Regions from separate parts of the Homo sapiens genome. Here region 1 is linked to region 2. A link is a loop called in an ENCODE intact Hi-C map of the cell type or tissue named here. Cell type or tissue: heart left ventricle. All regions are shown on one strand.

Region 1 (2,500 bases), 2.0 Mb after region 2:
AAAAATCCTCTTTTTCTTTTTTACTTCTTCATCCAATGTTCAAAAGTTGAAATTTTTTTTAAAAAATAGATATGTCTGAATGAGAATATGAGACATTTTGGTCTAAGTCATGTGCAGCACTTCAAACATTTCATTTGTCTTCTCATAGAGGTCTGAGAGGTGAGCCACTGGATACTATTTAAGCATGCATTCTTCACATTCATAAATAACTGTCATTTGTGATTCTGTTATATCTATGTTGCTACCTATCATAGCCCCTGCCATTAGCCTGTAGAGTTACAAACAAGAGTGGTAAGGCAGAGAGATGTCAGAGAGATGTAATCTCATGACCGTTAAATCCATAAAAATTCCTGCAAGTAGCCTTAGCTTCTGGGGAGATCATCTGCTTGCTCTGAATTAAAAGCAGCATCGAGTAATTGAAGGATTTCCTTTGACTGTACCTCAGCTAGAAATTATTTAGTGTCAATAAAAAATTTTGTTCTGGTAAGTTTTCAGCATGATTCTAAAGCAATTCAGTAGCACAGCCGTCATTTCAAAACAATGTAATGGAATTCAATGAATGCTCTTCAGCACAGACTACATTATCACAATTAATGCATATATACAAAATAGAAGTAAATTATCTAAACAGTAGGCTATGACACTCCTGCCTTTGAGGAAAAAGATATATGAAAGTTAAATATCATTTCAAGACTTATGTCATAAAGTCCCTACAGTGGAATAAATTTGCTTTCTTCTGTTGAGGGCCATTGAATGCAATATTTATGGCTTTTTTTCTTAATATACCTTAGTAGTTATCAGGTGAATCCTTTAGTGATCAAAATTTTACTGCCCAAAGTTCTGTTAACATTCACCAAAATTTTATTTCACCGTTTACCTACATAATAGAATTAGTCTAGTTGGGAACACATGGGGTAAAAAGGTCCAATATTTAAAGCAATACTCCACCTTGTGGTAGAGTATGAAAAATGCATAGAAATTCCTTCAACAACAAATAAATGATTACAAATCTATTGACTCTGAAATAGAAGCTTTTCCTTGACTTTCTCTCTTTGAAGAAATACCAGAAAATGTATTGATTTTTAAATAATGACTTCTCAACTATTGACTACTCAAGAGCAAAATTTCACCTAATTTGAAGAAAAAAAAACTTTGAGAAGAACAAAACACTGATACTAGGTAATATCATGGACTAATTTTAATATGCATATTTTGATTAAAAATACATTTTAAATTAAAAACACAAGTGCTGGGTTAGTTTTCTCTAAGGAAAACCAAGGCATAGACTAGAAGAAATCTTAGAAAATTTCAAATTAAAAACTAAATGTATATGTATATATCATATAATATAAATAATTTTATACACCATAAGGAAAAACGTACTTGATAACAATGGTATTATGTTTACAGTGAAAAGAAATCCAATATTTAAAAGAAAAGTGGAAGAAAAAGTTATTCTGGAAATGTTGATAGCCATTACCATTTTAAAATCTGATATTAATCATTTTTAATTTAATAGTAAAAATATCTAGAAGTTTTAAGGGTGTTTTTATAAATATCAATTATTATTTTGTTTTGTTTTTTCTTTTTTAAGGAATACAATCTCTAACATAAATATATACTGCATAAACAAATTTTTCTTGGATGCTAGACTAAAGAAAGAATACCTGTTAAGAGAGCTGAGTTTTCTTTCAGGGAAAAAAATTAAATCTGTGGGTTGTAGAAGTTATTGGTTTCAAATTATTGCCATTAATTGTGGGCCAACAACTACTGCCAGCCACTGACTGATTCCTTTTCTTATACTATTTCTAGAACTTTAACATCCCTACAAGACAAATATTATTGTCCCCATTTGAGAGATGAGAAAACAGAGGTTCAGAATTAAGTAATCCACCCAAAGGTTTGAACCTAATTCTGCCAAGGCTCACACCCATGCACTCCTTCATGCAATCTTTCCATTTGCATAGCAAGGACAAAGTGTCTTATTTACAAAACTAAGCGAATTTTAAAAATTATCTGAGAAGGACTAATTTTTTTAACAAACAAATGAGAAATAACATTTTAAATGAATGATTAAGCTGATATTGCTGTTATTAATGAAGTTTTAAAAACACTTGGACTATGTATGTATATATGTAAATGTCTGAGTCCAACAATGAGTCTAACAGTGCAAGAATTAAAAGGTAAGCTTTATCTTAGGTCAGTATAAATTAGCCTTGTAAAAAATATTAAGTCTGATTTTAAATGTCGTAATAAAAACCAAGATGAACAAATTGAGTAAGATCCAGTGGGAGTCTCCTGGGCTAAAAATACTTCGTTATTACACCCTGACTTACCTGACAAGTACTTGCTTAACCTAAATGGACTATCTTGAAAACCCCTTAGAGGAAAAGCTGAAGGGTAGAAAATAACTTTACTTAATGGATCGTTTAATGACATATTTATCGAAATTTTCAAACATGTCTGAAAGATGTGATATGGAATGTAGAATATCTCCTTT
Region 2 (2,500 bases):
CAAGAACATAGTCTAGGTTGTCAACCCTAAATTTGAGACAAAGAGCTCATATGGACTAAGGAAGACAGGAAAAGGTGCCAGTTGACCATGTGGACAAGGCACGTTAATAGATCTAAACACATTAATAGAAGTAATCTCATCCTTTAGATAGTCTAGGAATTAATACTCAGTGAGGATTCAGAGATAGTTCTGAGATTGGAAGTGAACTATAGAGGCCCTGAAGGGCAAAACATAAATACTCTTAGCCAAGGTATCTTTCAAGCGAAAGTATGCTTGCAGCTGCTGAACCATGAGTCTATCCAAGAAGGAGGACAAGCAATGGCAGAAGAGCTCCAGGTGTCATCAAGTGGGAAGCTGTGGAGGTGCTGCAGCAGCAGATATTGGGAGCCCAGCTGCGGGAAAGCTGGGGGCTCAGGAAGCTAAGACGAGGCCAATGGGTCATGCTAGAGTCCATAGCTGAAATCAAGTGCTGAATGGGTCCCATGACCCAAAAAAGGTTAAGAATTTTACCTAAAAAAATGTATAAAATATTTGATTTTTTTTATAATTCCATCACCACTCTTAGCAGTTTTCTTTTTAAGGCAATGTTTTGAAAAGAAACAGAAAATCCTTGCAAACGTCCAACTGCAAGGAATATGTGGCCCCAGCAGCTGTGCTCTAAGATCCATTGCCATGTTTGTGCCGAGGTTGGGCTTCCCATTGGCTGCTTTGCATGGGGCAGGGATGCGGAGGCAGGCTCTTTATTGGGGGACAGAAGACTGTGCTGACCATGACTCTGGCTTGAGGACCCATGGCCTTTCCGAACCTTCCTTAGACTGCACAGTGGCCTAGGGCACTTTCACACAACCCTCCCTCCCTCTTTCCTTGTCTATGTTGCAACTGCATCCCAGTCCCGTGGCCTCACCCTGCTCACTCTCCATTTCCTCTCACAAGGCTGTTCCCCTAATAAAATCCTTACATGTTTATTCATGTCTTTTCATCTGCTTCTCAGATGACCTGCACTAACAAAAGAACCAAACTTCGAATGCTTCATAAAAGTTGCCGAGCTGTGAACAACAATTAAAAAAAAAAAAAAAAACAGAGAACTTGGAAACCACACTGTGTGCTCTGCCGTCACTTGTTCACTGCCCCTCCGTTTCCAAACTCAAAGCCACAGGATGTAGATTCAAGGCTTCTAAATCAAGATTATAGGTTACTGTACATCTCAGACTGTATACTTAATTTGAAACCTTTAACAATCTCATGTAAGTGAATTTGAAATCTCCTCATGTTATGAGATCCATTCCACTGAGCATCTAAAGTACTCTGGGCATCTAAAACCACATTGTAGTCTAGAGAGGCCAGGGCCCTCATGCCTCCAGGCCATTCTACGTGCCTTTCCTGGATGCCCTTCCCTGCCATTTCTTCCTAGTGAATTTCTACTTGTTCTTCAAAACAAAGCTCAAAGTTCACCTTATCTAGGAGACCCTCTCTCATTCCCCCAGCTAAATTACCTTCTTGTCTCCTGTGCTTCTTTAGGGATTTGTACCTAACTTTACTGAAATACCTATCAAGTAGAGTTTTTTTTCAGGTGCCGGTAATTTAATAAGTAACTAGAAGTGCCTGAAGCAAGAGGAGATTATTATCACTACTACCTCACAGAACAAGAATTCTGGAGAAAGTTGGTAGCACGGTTAGTTCAGTTCTACATTGTTATCAAGGACGATCTCCTTTCTATCTGTCCATCAACCATCCCCAACGAGTTAGAAAATTGCTCCTCAAGCTCCAACCACCATCACCTCAAAACCACTCTCAAAAGCAGGAAGAGAAGGAGCGATATCCTACCCACTTGTCTCCATTTTTGATTAGTGGAAAGGATTTCCTTTCCAGGTATGCTTTTCCAGAAGAGTCTAACTTTTGTCTCACTGGCCAGGAAGAAGGCCACATGGCCATTCCAGCCAATCATGGTAAAGGGGAACAGGATTACCTAAGTGGCTTTAACCAATCATAATGCATCCCTGAATAATGAGGCCTACCTTCTTTGGGCATCTTGCTGCTTTATTTATTTATTTATTTTTAAATCAGGGCCCAGTTAGCCAGGAAGACAGAAAGAGTGACTGTTGAACAGAGAACCAATGGTGTCTGCCTCATCCCTGACTTGGAATTGCCAGGTTACTGCCTCTCTTTGCCACCACAGCTCTACAGTTCTTGGAGGGCAGGAGCCTTGTCTTATTCATCTTTACATCATCCATAACTGGCCCGTAGTAGCATTCAGTATGAGTTTTAACATTTGAAACATTCATTTGTCTGAATACAAACAAATACAGTAAACATGGAAAACTACTAAAATGCTTAAAAATATGCTTACAAAATAAAACATTAGATAGATTCTGCAACGCCTCCCATGAAAGATTAATAGGAATGCTATCTTGATTGTAGACAGTATGAGAGTCGGTTGAAGAGGATAATTAACCAAGGTGAAATAACAACAAAAACATTCTGACTCAATAGCCTATAGTCA

The links. Hi-C counts contacts between places; a loop is a spot of excess contacts. Peaks named below come from ENCODE experiments on the same cell type or tissue, not always from the same donor. Only the 100,000 strongest peaks of a DNase experiment are listed, where the experiment ranks them.
Region 1: a loop joins it to region 2, with 5 times the contacts of the local background. A loop is called at or near these places in 16 of 110 quality-filtered maps.

The regions. Positions count from the first base shown.
Region 1 is chr7:19,664,666-19,667,165 of GRCh38, forward strand. The region is part of intron 4 of LOC105375180 (a long non-coding RNA gene); the gene reads left to right. Among named protein-coding and RNA genes, the nearest start is that of MIR3146, 40 kb to the right of the region's middle. In heart left ventricle, a CTCF peak has its summit at 968; no DNase peak of the experiment used is centred here.
Region 2 is chr7:17,673,463-17,675,962 of GRCh38, forward strand. No RefSeq gene overlaps it. Among named protein-coding and RNA genes, the nearest start is that of LINC02889, 120 kb to the left of the region's middle. In heart left ventricle, no CTCF peak of the experiment used is centred here; no DNase peak of the experiment used is centred here.